Linked DNA regions of Homo sapiens: region 1 is linked to region 2. The links are chromatin loops, found by intact Hi-C in ENCODE. Cell type or tissue: OCI-LY7. All regions are shown on one strand.

The links. Hi-C counts contacts between places; a loop is a spot of excess contacts. Peaks named below come from ENCODE experiments on the same cell type or tissue, not always from the same donor. Only the 100,000 strongest peaks of a DNase experiment are listed, where the experiment ranks them.
Region 1: it touches region 2 in a loop (2.2-fold over the local background); 12 of 110 quality-filtered maps call a loop at or near these places.

Annotation. Positions count from the first base shown.
Region 1 is chr5:153,960,454-153,968,453 of GRCh38, reverse strand. All of the region lies in intron 1 of LOC107986464 (a long non-coding RNA gene), which reads left to right. Among named protein-coding and RNA genes, the nearest start is that of LINC01861, 65 kb to the right of the region's middle. RefSeq lists an enhancer at 7,889-8,000. In OCI-LY7, CTCF peaks have their summits at 3,024 and 3,236 (motif pointing right); a DNase peak (open chromatin) is centred at 3,223.
Region 2 is chr5:153,824,490-153,832,489 of GRCh38, reverse strand. No RefSeq gene overlaps it. Among named protein-coding and RNA genes, the nearest start is that of LINC01861, 70 kb to the left of the region's middle. RefSeq lists an enhancer at 7,151-7,691. In OCI-LY7, CTCF peaks have their summits at 4,637 and 4,836 (motif pointing left); DNase peaks (open chromatin) are centred at 329, 4,829, 5,709 and 7,479; H3K4me3 peaks cover 1,281 bases; H3K27ac peaks cover 3,052 bases.

The DNA of each region.
Region 1 (8,000 bases), 140 kb before region 2:
AGGGTGAACCAAGAGTAGAGGCAGGCTTCTATGCAAACATTTCTAGGCGATATTGTAAATAATACAGTTGTGTATCAGAAAGAACAAAGATTCTGAAATCCAGCTTGCTTCATATTCCAGTCTCACCTACAGACTGTGTGAGCTTGGTTAGGATTTTCTCAAGCCTTTGATTCTCTCTCTGTAGAATGATGATGTTGTCTATCTAAAAAGATGATTGTTTTTAAATGAGATAAAGCAGATGAAGGTGCTGTGTGAATTAACACACTGCTGTTGCGTGAGGGAAATGACTCTCCCACCTGGTGTTTTAGACCTGGAGCCTTCTGACCACAGGTTCTCAAGGATTTTTAGTTTCTTGCTTGCTCCACATTCTTTGTCATGTTGCTCTGAAACCTGCCTCCCTGTCACACCCCAACCCTCTCCTACACTGGGTTTTAATATTTTCCTCCTGAGGCTTTCTCTCCCAGATAACCTTAAGTGAGCCACATAAGCTCTCTGAGATCTGGTTTCCACATCTGTAAGACAGGCTAACTCTTTGTTCTCAACTATTTGTTGAGATTTTGCAGATGAAATGAGATAATATATACACATGTACATCATGCACAAGTGACCCTTCACCACTCCGAGTTGGAACTGTGCGGGTCCACTTACACTCAGATGTTCTTTTACCTCCGCCACCTCTTAGACAGCAAGACCAGTCCCTCTTCCTCCTCCTCCTCCTCCTACTCAATGTGAAGATGAGGATAAAGACTTTTATGATGATCAGCTTCCACATAATAAGTAGTAAATATATTTTTTTCTTCCTTAGCTCACTTTAGGGTAAGAGTACAGTATATAATACATGTAATACATAAAAATGTGTATTAATTGGCCAGGCATGGTGGCTCCTGCCTGTAATCTCAGCACTTTGGGAGGATGAGGCAGTCGGATCATGAGGTCAGGAGTTCGAGACCAGCCTGACCAACATGGTGAAACCTTGTCTCTACTAAAAATACAAAAATTAGCTGGGCGTGGTGGCACACACCTGTAGTCCCAGCTACTTGGGAGGGTGAGGCAGGAGAACCGCTTGAACCCGGGAGACAGAGGTTACAGAGAGCCGAGATCGTGCCAATTACTCCAGCCTGGGTGACAGAGAGAGACTCCATCTAAAAAAAAAAAAAAGTATTAATAGACTGTTTATGTTATCCGTATGGCTTCTAGTGAACAGTAGGGTATTAGCAGTTAAGTTTTGGGGGAAGTCAAAAGTTAGACAGAGATTTTTGACTGTTCCTGGGGTTGGCTCCCTAACACCCACGTTGTTCAAGGGTTAACTGTACTGCAAATAATGTACATGTATAGAAGGCGTATAATACATGTATATGTGTTTCATAGCACAGCGCCAGGTAGGGATGCTTATTAAATAGCTTGTATTTCTGATTCCATTTCCCTGTTCACACAAGTCGATATTATTTTTTCACTGGGGGGATTAGAGAAGGTTTCCTGGAGCAGGTGAGAATTGAGCTGGGCTTTGAAGGACTGGAGAATGTTCACAAATATGGAAGAATGAGGGTGTGGTTGGGTGTGGTGAGGGGAGGTTTGGAACAGAAAAATAAGTGGGAAGTCTCAGGTTTGTTTAGGGAATCAAGAAGAGGCCATTTTGGTTCGAGCTGATGGTTCATTGGGGGAACCAGAAAGACATAAATTTGAAAGAATAGATTGCAGTTCTGGAATTAGAAAATATAGAGTTGGAAGTGACCCAGGGGGTCACTGGCCCAATCTTTTATCTGCAGCAGGAATGAGTATGTGCGGCATGGTAGTAATGATAGCCTAGTCTGAGGCTCAACTCTCCTGTGTGTTCTTGGATAAATTACATGTCATCTCTGATCTGAATTTCTCCTCTGTGTGACAGAAATAATAATCCTTGACCAGCCTCCTCTGTTATTGTCATGAAAATTTAGGGAGGTTTGGGCTGAGGATTCATTAAGAAGTTGGGCAAGGGACTCCTTTCTCTTCTCCAAGCCTTGATTTTACTGTCCACACACACACACAAAACAAAGACCCCATCTGCCTCCAGGGTGTAGAGGTTGTGAGTCTAGCCAGGTTATAGGCACCCAGGAGGGGAGAGGAAGGCAACCTGGGAGGGGCCCAGGGGAGTGGAGGGGCTGCCGCTCTAGGCACAGCCAGGATTCTTTCTCACTCTCCCCACGGGCTTCTACTGTGGGGGCTCCTGTGGGTCCCACAGCTGGAATTCTCTCCTTGCTGCCTGCCTCTTCTTGCTGGGATGGGTCACACAGCTCATGGGTGACCAGCTCCTGATCATCCATTCCTGCACAGCCAGCCCCTGGATGCCCTGAAGGAGCTATGCCAGCTTCCCCTCTTCTCTCCATCATCTCCCTCCATCTCCACCCTGACTTTAGTGGCTTCATCTCCTAAGCTCATTCTCAAGGAGAGACCCCATGAGGGCAAGTACCTTACTATTCTGGACACTCCTGCTTTTTCATTTCAGCATTAGCATCACAGTTTCCAAAGCACCCTCCCTGTTGAGAAGCATGCCAGGCAGGACTCCTGGCCACATTTAGTGGGTGGGTAAATGGAGACAGGCCAAGGGAATGCCCCTGGGAGAGACAAAGCTAGACTCCTAGCCTGGTGCTCTCACACGATTCTGGAGGCTCTCAAACTTGGAGGGGCATAAGGATTGGGAGTTTGGTACAACACAGACACCTAGGCTGTCATCCCTAGAGAGCTGATCCACAGCAACATCAGGGGAGCCTGAGCATTTGTGTTTTTGATAGGCACTTGGGGATGGTGACATAAATAAGTTTGAGGACCCCTGCAAAGTACTTCACCTTTGAGATCCCAGGAGTGAGGTGGAGACATCCAGAGGGAAAAGTAACCTTTACGGAGTCACCAACTCTGTCGGGCACTTTATGTGCATTTTCACCATAGAATGAGACACTACTATTCCCGTTTCATATATAAGCAAACTGAGGCCTGGGGAGGTTAAATGGTTTATCCAGTCTCACAGCTGGTAAGTAGAAAAGCTGGGATTTGAACTTGGGTCTCATAGCTCCAGGGCAGCCTAAATTCCTTCTACCTAAACCTTTCCAGTGCAAACATCCCAGGCCCCTTCATCCTCATATCTAAGGCTCCTACCTGTCTTTTCTCTCTGGGGTTAAACATTACTTTCAGATCCCCCAGCCAGTGGGAAAGGTCTCTTTTCTTTGCAATGCTCCTCTTCAGCCAGCAGGTGTCAGCCCTGGACTGAGTATGTGGGTAAGGGGCGTGCAAAGCTAATGGGAGGAACGTAATCATTTGTTTTCCTCTCCCGGTTTTATAGCCCCTCCGTCCCTCCCAAATTCTAGCTATCCTTTTAGATATGTTTTTGCTAAGCTGGTGCTGTTACCTCACAATCTTCCAGGTTGGGATGCCCCAGGAATTCCGAATCCCCTAGAGCCATCCGGTGGTAGATTTGGAAGTAAGCTGCAGCTGTAGTTTACATTTGCCAAGTATATGCTTGGCACCCTGTTCCGAGCTTTCTATGCTTTACCTTGTTCAGTCCTCCCCATCCCCACAAACCTCCCTGGGTTAGGTGCTAGCAATTCACCCGTTTTCTCAGAAGAGGAAACTGGAGCTTTCAGAGGCTAAGAAAGTTGGCCAAGGTCAAGTTGCTGGGTATGTGGCAGAGCCAGGCTTGAACCTAGAAGCTCTGGCTACAGATCTGCGGAGGCGCGTGACCATTACACTCTCTTTTATGCAGATGAGGAAACTGACGTCTCGGCAAGGAAGGGATTTACTCCTGTGGAACCAAGTGCCAGGATGAGAACCCAGGACTTGTTGTAATTCTGGGCCTTCTCTAATTCTTGCCCTTGCCCAGCTGTGGATGAGGGCTTGGGCAGCAGGGAATCCCTGGGGAGGCTCCCCACCTCCCCACCCTCCCCAGGCACCAGCACATCGACCAGACAAAGGATAATTGGTGCATGCTGTGCTCAGAGCCAAGCTGAAGCGGCAGGGTCTCGACACCCCTCCATGCCCGGGGGGTGTGGCATCGCAGAGCAGGGACCTTGTCAGTCCTGTCACCATGCATCGCCAGCTCCTCGCAGGGTCTGGCATGGAGGTAGTGCTCAATTCATATTTATGAGTATGTAGACATTCCTCCTCTTTGGCTTTCTCCCGAGGCCCTGCTCCAGGCTTGCCGCAGGAGAGCATGGGTGGCCCTGAGCCAGCGCATTCCTCCTCTTTGGGGTCCGCTAGCCTTTCTGGGGGCAACTCATTTGGTTTCTTAGCATGAACTACTTGTTCTCCAACTTTCCAGATCGGCCATTTATCTCTCCTGCCTCCACTCTAGACGGCAAGACCCTAGGGGGCAACCTCTCAGAACACCTTATATGCTGCCTGGTGTCTAGCAAAAGATGGAATATAAAATAAACTATTTATGAAAAACTATAATCCATTATTTTATCCAAGCAGTACACATTCATTGTTGCAAAATGGAAAATAAGCTAAGGGAGGAAAATTAAAATCATTCCCATGATAATAGGATCCTTTCCTTCCATGATATTTTAATGGAATTGATTTTTTCCCTTTCTCTTTTTATTGTATAAGAAATACATTTCTTGTACAAGTGTAAAAATTACAGATAAGCATAAGCAAAAATGTTTTAATTTATTGGGAATACCACTTTCTAAACCTGTTAATAGTTCCATTAACAATTGTAATGGTAATAACCACCTCTATTTGTTGAGGGCCTACTATGTAATAGCAGTTTTACATAATTTTTTAGAAGTTTATTGAGGTGTAATTTCCATATATGAAGTCCATCCATTTTAATTCCTTAATCATTTCAATTCAGAGTTTTTTTAGTGAGTTTAAAAAGTTGTGCAACCATCAGCATAGTCCAGTTTTAGAATATTTCTATCATCGCAGTAAAACCCCTTAGGCTCATTTACAGTTAATCCTAGTTCCTACCCTCAGCCCCAGGTGGCCACTAATCTACTTTCTGTCTCTGCAGTTTTCCTTTTCTGGACATTTCATATAAATGGAATAACATACTAGATGGTCTTTTGTGTTTGATCTGTACACTGATGATTTTAGGTTCAGCCTCTCATTTACAGATGAGGAAACTGAGGCTTAGTGAGGACAAGTGATTGCTGGACATAGTTACACAGGGAGAGACTGGGGCTTCCTGGATTCAGCTGAGGTCTGTCTGACTCTCAAGTGTAAACTTGTAGCCACCCTCCTCCACCACCTTGTCACATTACATTACTTTTTATGTTCTAGCTGTTGCAATGATATATTCATATATATTTTTTCTCCCAAAAGGATCAAACTTATACATTCTGTTGCCACTTCTTTTTCATTCAATAATAGATCAATAATAATAACAATGAGTAGGATGTCTCCATGTGAATTAATATACGCCTGCAATACCTAGAGTAGATTTTCGATAAGTACAAGGTAGCAGTTAAGGGTATAGGCTTTGGAACCAGACTGCCTGGATTTAGATACCAATTCTGTCACTTATCAGCCATATGCTGTAGACAGAATGTTTGTGTCCCCCCAAAATCCACATATTAAAACTTAATCCCCAATGTGAGAATACTTGTGGGGTTTTGGGTAGGTAATTGGTTTACGAGGGCTGAGCCCTCATGGATGGGATGAAAACTCTTATAAAAGAGGCTCCAGAGAGATCCCTCTTGTCTTCTCTTCCTCATGTGAGGAAGACACAGCAAGAAGTCGGGTGTCTATGAATCAGGAAGCTGGCCTTCACCACACACTGAATTTGCTGATGTCTTGGTCTTGGACTTCTTAGCCATGAGAACTGTGAGAAAGAAATCTCTGTTGTTGATGCTGGAGAGGATGTGGGGGAAATAGGAATGCTTTTACACTGTTGGTGGGAGTGTATATTAGTTCAACCATAGTGGAAGACAGTGTGGCAATTCATCCAGGATCTAGAACCAGAAATATCATTTGACACAGCAATCCCATTACTGGGTACATACTCAAAGGATTATAAATCATTCTGCTATAAAGACACATGCGTATGTGTGTTTACTGCAACACTATTTACAATAGCAAAGACTTGGAACCAACCCAAATGCCCATCAATGATAGACTGGATAAAGAAAATGTGGCATATATACACCATGGAATACTATGAAACCATAAGAAAAATGAGTTCATGTCCTTTGCAGGGACATGGATGAAGCGGGAAGCCATCATTCTCAGCAAACTAACACAGGAACAGAAAACCAAACACCGCATGTTCTCATTCATAAGTGGGAGTTGAACAATGAGAACACATGGACACAGGGAAGGGAACATCACACACTGGGCCTGTTAGCGGGTTGGGGGAAAGGGGAGGGAGAGCACTAGGACAAATACCTAATGCATTTGGGGCTTAAAACCTAGATGATGGGTTGATAGGTGCAGCAAACCACCATGGCACATGTATACCTATGTAACAAATCTGCACGTTCAGCACATGTATCCCAGAACTCCAAAGTAAAATTATAAATCATGCTGCTATAAAGACACATGCACACGTATGTTTATTGCAGCACTCTTCACAATAGCAAAGACTTGGAACCAACCCAAATGTCCAACAATGATAGACTGGATTAAGAAAATGTGGCAGATATACACCATGGAATACTATGCAGCCATAAAAAAGGATGAGTTCATGTCCTTTGTAGGGACATGGATGAAGCTGGAAACCATCATTCTCAGCAAACTATCACAAAAAACCAAACACCGCATGTTCTCACTCATAGGTGGGAATTGAACAATGAGAACACATGGACACAGGAAGGAGAACATCACACTCTGGGGCCTGTTGTGGGGTGGGGGGACGGGGGAGGGATAACATTAGGAGATATACCTAATGTTAAATGATGAGTTAATGGGTGCAGCACACCAACATGGCACATGTATATATGTAACTAACCTGCACATTGTGCACATGTGCCCTAAAACTTTAAAGTATAATAAAAAAAAATAAAAAAGAAATCTCTGTTTTTGATAAGCAACTCAGTGTTTTGTTATAGCAGCCCAAATGGACTAAGAGACCATGTGACTTTAAGACTGTTACTTAACTGCTCTGTGCCTCAGTTTCCTTATCTATAAAAAGCAGATGTGAATGCCAATCTCATAAGGCTGCTGTGATAATTAAATGAACTAATATATGGAGAGCACCTAGTGCCCTGTAACCACTCAATCCATGTCAGCAGTGTTTGTTGCAACTGTTGAACTCATGAACAAACCCCAGAATTTGCACATCAATTTCAGCCTGGAAGCAGGCATCAAGGCGGGGGCACCACTTTATCTGACTAATCAATGAAGAAGGTCATATGATCTCCCTCCCACCTCCCCCACAGCTGGAATCTCAGCTGTCTCTGGATTGTCAGAAGAGGCCTGGTGAGGTCGGAAGATTGATAGCCTTGTTCTAACAGGAAGTCCCTTCCCGGGGAATTTAGGAGCTGAGCTCCAGAGCTGGGGAAGATGTTAGGATCAGTTCTAGTCTATGTGGTAAAGGGCCCCAGGGCTCATGGAACTGGGGAGGTGTCAGCTCCCATTCGGGTCCAGGCAGTACCTTGCCGAGGCTCCAGCCTGGCTTCTGATTGCCTGTACCCAGAAGCCAGAATGCTGTTACAGCCCCATCAGTCAGCCTGCAATTAGTGAAATGGAGGCACACATGCTGGTTTGCAGATTGTGGGTGGGAGGACAGGATGTGGTGGGAAATAGCTCTCACCAACTCAAGGGGCGGGGGTGGCATTTGTCTGTGTTCCCTGGTGATTTGGCAATAGAGGCTGCCGGGCACTCACATGGGGTTGGCAGCCTTTGCAACCCTCTTGGGGCCTTGGGCTCTTTCCTTCTTTCTGGTTACAGGTGGGGACATTAGCCCCTTGTGTTGGTAAGGCCAGAGCCAGGACAATCAGGCACACGCTGGGCATGGGGCACAGGGCTAAGGACAGGTGTGAAAGGAGAAAGGCCTGGCTGTGCAGGGCTGAGGACAGGGGTGAGAGGGG
Region 2 (8,000 bases):
ATTAATACCTGATTTTTCATCGTATGTTTTAAAAGAAAGTTAAATTTGAGTTTAGGGCTTGTATAACTAGGGCAGGCCATATCACAGCAATAAATAAATAAATCCAAACATGTAATGGCTCAACAAAATAATTTCTGGCTTACATAACAGTCAAAAGAAGTTCTGATGGGTGGGGGTTGCTGCTTCATGCTGTCAACCAATCATTAGCTGTATGAGAAAAAGAGCATTAAGTACCATGCATGGGGCTTTTTTTACGGTTTAGGTCTGGAAGTGGCGCTTATCTTTTTCTGCTCATCTCTCATTGGCTAAACTCAGTCATGTGGCCACATCTAAGGGCTGCTGGGAAATGTAGTCCAGTTGTGTACTTAGGAAGAAGAGAAAATGGACTTTTAGGAAGAAGAGAAAATGGACTTTATTGAGCAGCTTAAAATCTCTACCATTAAAAAAAGAAACAAATCTAGCATAAAAGATTTGGTGTTTTCTAAATGTAAGAACACTGCTGCAAAATGTAACCATTTATTATCTACACCTTCATATAGTTTATTTCCTTTTTATATCTTTCTTGTTTAAGAATTTCAGAGGTGAGGGGGACCTAAAATTCAATGGCTTTTAATTGACACATGAGGCCAGGGACGTTTGCTCGGAATAATTCAACCTCATGTTGGGTTCTCTGCCATCTCACCTTCATTGCAGAAGGAACATCTAGTTGGAGAAATATCAGGATATGTGTTTGAAAGTCAGGAAGACACAAATTGAATATTGATTGATGATCATAAGCTATTGGCATTAGAAGGGGATGCAAACTGACCTTCACTCAAGGACTTTCCTCTGCAGCATCTTTGATAGTTGTCTGTGTTCTACTCCTTGAGGACACTCAAACCAAGTTACCTCCTTCTTTTATCTAACAACCCTTAGGAGAGTGTGGTGATTCTTAGGTAGTGTACTATGAAGTGCTAGGGTCTCAATAAAAGGTTTCCAAGGTTATCACCTTGGGCTAGGTGGAGGGCTGAGCCAGGGTTGTGTTATGACTTTTGTGGTTCCCTTCCAGAGAAAATATTTAAAATTACTTTTTATGACTATTGGTATACAGATTAACTTACTAATATTATATATTACAAGATTTTTTGACCTAAAAGTTTATCTTTTTCTTCTTATTTTGAAATAAACTAAACACACTTTGTGGGTTCCTAAAAGTATTATGGGTCCTAGGCACTGCACTCACTTTGCCTCATGGATATTTTTCCCCAGGGCTGAGCTTCTCCACCATCCCTATAGGAGATGCTAACAAAGTGAAAAATGTATGTCTTATAGTTGATAAGAATCAACATCTCAAATCATAGATGAGAAAACTTGGGTGTGAGAGAGTGACTCACAAGGCTATTTAGTAGGTAACCTCACAGCCTGGACGACTCTTTCCACATCCCATGTCTTTCCATTTATCCATGTATTAATTCATTCACACCTTCTCTATTTAGTGAGATCTATACTGTGTCAGTTGCAATACACCACAGCATCCCATATACTACATGATCCTTAGGGGTAGGGCAAGTATTATTATCCACAGATGGGCTAACTTGGACTTAGAGAGGCTGGGCATGAGGTTTCTCCACAGTCTTCTTGTTGCAGAGAACAAGAATACAAGTTTTGTTATGCCACTTCCTCATCCCACTGCCCTCTTCAGCCTGGTATAATGAACAACTTTTATTTTTTAAAGATCTTGGATCATTGAGATTCCTGACCAAGTTCAATTTCTGTTTCATCTGATTAATGAAATGTAACATGGAAGGCACCCAGCACAGTCATTACCATCTGTTCACTTTAAAAGTAGCCACCATTGGATCACTTGAAGTCAGGAGCTCGAGACTAGCCTGGCCAACATGATGAAACCCCGTCTCTACTAAAAATACAAAAATTAGCCAGGCGTGGTGGCATGTGTGTGTAGTCCCAGGTACTTGGGAGGCTGAGGCAGGAGAATCGCTGGAACCTGGGAGGTGGAGGTTGCAGTGAGCCAAGATTGTACCATTGCATGCCAGCCTGGGCGACAGAGTGAAACACCATCTCAAAAATAAATAAATAAATGAGTGAAAATTAAAAATAAAAGTATCCCCCATGCTTGGGTGGTACATATGTACCCAGTGCCATTAGTACTTCTGTCATCCCCAGTTTACCGATGGGAAAACCAAGCTTCAGCGAGGCTCTCAAGATTTGAACCCAGCCTGTCTGACTCCTGCCTTCCCATTGTTAATTGTTGAACTCTTCTACCTCCCTTTTCCTGGTTCTCTTCAGCACTTTCCCTTAGAAAAGTTTCCTTTTTCTAGTTTTGAATCCTACAATGAAGCATATAGGAGATTATTCAGCTGTCTAATCATTCTTTATGGATCAGTCAGCACTTATTCATCAGGAAAGTTTAGAATCTCACCTACCACCCAAATCAGCAGGTCCTGAGTGGTCGAGGAGAGCAAAGTTCATTTGCATCCCCTCCCCAACCTTCCCCCCCACCCCTCCACCCCCAACCGTGGCTCCTGGGTGGTCAATCCCACAGAGTCCTCCTACCAGCCAAATGCCCCATGGGCTTTCTTCCCTCAGTTACTGAGTAGCACACACTGGAATCCCTTTCCTTGAAACCACTGCAGCTGGTGGTAATTAAAATAATGCATTCATAAAGAAGTCTTTTTATTTCTAAGTCTAAGGTAATTTTCAAGATAGTGAAGTGTTACGGCAAAGATTTAGATGCGTAAGTATGCACATATGTGTTTTTAATCACACACAAAGGGGCCTGAAAGGATTCTCTTCGAAGTAGAAACAGCGGTCCCTCCTGGAGTATGGAGTGAGAACGGGGGAGGTCCAATCTTTACGAGACATTTCTATATAGTTTTCATTTTTTTTCAGTGGACAATTGCTTGTTTAATTAAAGAAATTAAATACTAAGAAAGATTGTGCTATGAAGAAATGGTTATGATCTTGGGTAAAATCCCACAACCTCTCTGGGTTCTGGTTTTCTCATTTACAAAATGAGAAATTAAATGATCTCTGAGGGCCCTATCAAGGCACTAACATTCTTCAATTCTTTCTATTTTGTTTTATAAAGCACATTCTTTGTTGACCGGTGGAATCACCAGCAAGTATAGGGGACTGCTGTAATTTGCTTTTTAAGAATAAATAAACTTATGGACTCAATTTCTTCTGCTCCCACAAGCTATGCAGCATTACATCTGGCTCATTCATTTCACAGATACTTATTGAGCACATGCTGTGGACCAGAGAGGATTCTGGGTGCAAGGGGCAGAGCAGGGAACAAGAAAACAAGGTCCCTGCACTCATCAGAAAACAAACACAAAGATAAAGATGTCATATTCATTACAGATTATGATGACTGGCATGAAGGGACCAAAGGTGTATGGAGAGGGTGCTCAGAGAAGCCTTTCCGAAGAGGAGACATTTGAGCTGACATTCGAAGGATCAGAATGAGCAGGTGTGCAAATAGCTGCAGAAAGGGCATTCCAGGAGGAGGGGCAAGTGCAAGGGCCTGGAGATGGCTTGGAGGAAGAGAGAGGAGGTTGGTGAGGCTGGAAAACAATAAGCCAGAAGGAGAGTGAGATGAGTGAGCTCAGAGGGTAGGCAGGGCCAGGTCCTGCACACTAATGCTCTTGGGGGACCAAAAGTTAGATTCCACTCTAAGAGCAGCAGAAGTTGATGAAAGATAGCAGGAGAGTGATGTGCTCTGATAAGGCTGTCATCAGTGGGGGTGGGGAGAAGTGGAAGGACTCCAGATATATTTTGAAATAGAACTGAAACGTCTTAGCAGTGGGGTAGATTAGGAGACAGAATAAAAGGTATGAATGAACAATATCATGGAAGTAAGTGGCCACCCTAACCAGAGTCCTGCCAGGGAGCCCCAGTCAAGGGTCAGGACTCAGATAAAATGTTATTTTGTTTAAGCACAGTGTTCCTGCTTTATTTGTAGGGTTGAGGATGGAGGAGCTATAAAATATGGAACTGAGCTTGCAGAGCTGAAAGGGCATTTTTAGGCTGGTGATATACACATGCAAGGGGCAGCTACACTCTAAAAAAATGCCTGCGAATTTGATGACACTCCTATTGAGATGTGGCATCTGCATCCCCTTACCTTGAATCTAGGTGAGCTTGTAACTGCTTTGACCAGTAAAGTATGATGGAAGCTATGCCATGTGCTAAGTGTTGCCACCCATTTGAGGGTGGGTCATAAAAAGTATTCCTTGTTCATGGGAGTACCCTTGCTTGGAGCCTGAACTGCTGTGACTACCTAGGAACTGCCATGCTGTGAGGAAGCCCAAGTCATGTGGAGAGGCCACATGCAGGGTAAATGGCAGACCAAATCTTCACTTCATCCCAATGCAGGTACCAGACAGGAGGGCAAAGAAACCTCTAGAAAATTCCTGTGTGTGTGTATGAGTCATGCTTGTGAAACTTTGAGTCTTCCCACCTCAGTCCCAGACACTGTGGCACAGAGAAGAGATGTCCCTGCCATGCTCTGTCCACTTCTGGACCCACAGAATTTGGCTACTTCACTGAGTTTTGGTGCAAGTTTGTCACACAGTAATGAAAATGAGAACAGCCATCTGGGTGGGTTGGTAAGTCCCTAATTGGAATGTTTAGGAGGTCTGGATTTTAGTCCTGGATTGACCACAATATCACTTCTTTTAGGTTTTGATTCTAAGCACAGATATTTATGCCATTTGGGGGCTTGATGTTAACTTCCCTTGATGCTAGTCTAAATGGTCCAGGAGGAAAGAAAACAGTTTGGGCATCCTGAACCCTGGTATCTGCGTAAGTGGTGCCCTCTGTGGGTGGTGCTTTGTTAGATGCAGAATCAGCCTGTGAAGTCAGCTCAAACTGTCTCAGCTGTTGCAGGGCGGCGTATTTATTGCCTTCCTCTCTTCTCACAATTCCTCTCAAGGATCTTGGGCCTTGGAAACAAATGTCATGGGAGGCTGTTGGAATTCTGGACTCTCTGCCAGCAACTTAGCCTGAGACATTGGACAAGTTCTTTTTCTTCTTTGGGACCCGGTTCCTTATTTGTGAAATAAGGATTTGGACAAAACAAGAGCTAAATAGCTTTCATTTGTTTGTTTTTGCATGAGAGCCAGTTGAATAAAATTAAGAAAGGTTTGAAGTTTTGAGAAACATTTCTCTTTTTTCCCTTGAATTCAAAATAAAATGGCTTTTTGAGAATGAAAAGCCACACTGAGCTACTTAACTCCTTCTTTTCCATCATAACTAACATTGACTAGATATGAGATTTAGAGTATGCCAGGCATTGTGCAAAGAGCTTTATATTCTTGAGGTCATTTAGTCAACCCTTTGTGGTAAGCATTGTCATACCCGTTTCATAGATGAGAGAGCAGAGGCTTGGAAAGGTTAACTAACTTCTCAGTGTTATCCAACTGCCAGGATTTGAAGGCAAGACTCCATATTCTCCACTCTTAGCTAGCATGCTGTCCTGCTTTCGGCTCATCCCCAAACATGAAGACCTTTTCCAGAGCTTGTGCTTTGTAATTTTTGAGATTTTCGTGGGCCCCTCCTTCAAGAATGACTTCATCAATGGCCCTGGAGAAGAGCTGGGACTCAGGAGGGTGGAGCCAGGTCTTCCTGACCACCAACTTCCACCTGCTTAACAAAACATCCAGGCAAAGTGCAGATGTGGGGCTTCCTCAGCACTCTGTGTCCTGACTGAGCTCCAACCTCTGAGAATGACAGTGACAGAGGCACCTGCTACCACACCACCTGCTTTTTTCTTGCTCCATTTCCTAGACCACTTCCTCTTTGAGGACAGGGACCCTTTCCCCAAAGTATCGAATTCCTAATGAATGAACAGAACAGAGCAGATGATGGCCTCTCACATTGGGTGACTTCCAAAACCCTGTAGTCTCATGGTTAGAGGGTCAGGAGCTGGAGTCCCACAGATTTGGACCCAGATTTTAACTCTACCTTTTATAATTTTCAATCTTGTGCAAGTTACTTGTTTACTCTTGGCCTTAGTTTCTTCATCTGTAACATGAGGATAATCACAGTCTCTCTTTTTTTTTTTTTTTTTTTTTTGACACAGAGTCTCATTCTATCACACAGGCTGGAGTGCAGTGGTGCGATCGTGGCTCACTGCAAGCTCCACCTTCACGCCATTCTCTGCCTCAGCCTCCTGAGTAGCTGGGACTATAGGCGCCCACCACCATGCCCGGCTAATTTTTTGTATTTTTAGTAGAGATGGGGTTTCACCGTCTTAGCCAGGATGGTCTTGATCTCTAGACCTCGTGATCCGCCCATCTTGGCCTCCCAAAGTGCTGGGACTACAGGCGTGAGCCACTGTGCCCGGCCAGCACAGGGTTCTTAAGAGGATCAAATGCCATAGTGATACAAAGTGCTTAATTAACACTGTGCTCATTAAATATGAGCTGCTGTCTTCTTTCTCTTTTTGAAGATGAGGGAGTTGGTGATGTTGAGATATCTGGGGGTTACCTTGGGGTAAAGTGACAAACTGAAGCATCACTAGAATGCAGAGGAGGAACCCAAACTATGGAAATAATAATAACAATAATGCTACCTTACAACCAGTATAGCATGCTGCAGATTACAAATATTCTTGCCTGTACAATACAGAGACATACATACATACACACATATAGCCTTAGCTGACCCTTAACATGACCCTGGAGAATGAGGAAATCATGTCACATGATGTATTACTACTATTAAAAAATTTTTTAGAGATGGGGTCTTGTTATTTTTTTAGAGATGGGGGTGGCTCAGTTCTGGTCTTGAACTCCTGGGCTCAAGTGATCCTCTTTCCTCAGCCTCTTGAGTAGCTGGAATTACAGATGCGAACCACCATACCTGGCTACACAAGGTATTACTGAACATTGTGGAGATGTTTATCTTAAAAAAGTCTGAGCAGGCTATATGTGAACCCAGTTACCTGAAGGAGGTTGGTGAGTATGCATGTTCCTGGAAGAATGCAAGCAAGAGGCATGTTAAGATAGTGACCCTCCAGCTGTTGTAATTGTGAGAGTTCAAGATTCTGGGAACTTGTGTATGATTAACCCAAGATGAAGAAAATGGTAATCCTAAATCCTGGGCATATGCGGTCTCTCTTCACCTTTCCCTCCCTGGCACAGGCATGGCTTCACGTTCATAATAAGATTAGTGCAGCAGGAAGTCATTTCTGTGGGGTTGGGGCAGCAAGTCTCCTGTGATCTTCTGGCTTGAATTCCACATATGCTTCTTGCCACTGTCGGTCCTACTGGGCTGGATTGAGAGAGGGATGGGCAGAGATGACTCATGCTGCTGCCAGAGAGGCAGGGGGCAAGGGAAAGTGTGAGCTTCGGCAGTGTGCTAGCCAGTGGGACAGGAGAAAGCTGTAGGATAGATGAGAAAAGAGCAAATGAACGCGCCTGCAGGTGGGCTGATCACACTCTGTGGGGGTGGGGAAGGCCAAGTTGAAAGGAAATGGCACTGCTGACACCTCTCTCAGGGGAATAGGGGGAAGGGCTTCTGCAGATTTGACCATTTAATGAGTCTTCGTTTTCTGCAGCAAGGAAAGCGCTACATGTAGAGAATTTGAAAGCACAATCCTTCTGAGATATAGTCCTTGCATTAAGTCATCTACTATTAATTCATTAATTTATTGAGTACTGAATATGTGCTGGGCTTGGTGAGAGAGTGGAGTGGGAAGATTTCTGGAGCTGTAGTTAAAAGTTCTGGGTTGGCCTTGGGCAACCCATTAAATCCCTCCGAGCCTGTGTTTCCTCATCTGTAAAATGGGGATGTTGGTGCCCACCCTTTGCCCTCATAAAGTTATTGTGAGACTAGAATGAGGCTAGATGTGCAGAAAATATTTTGCAAACTGGCCTTGCTGCAGCTCTCTCTTCAGTGGGTATGGGAGAAAAATGAAGATAAATAACTGGTTTTTATTGTAAATCCATATTTTTGAAAAATGGACCATGAGTTAGTTTACAAGGTCATTATTC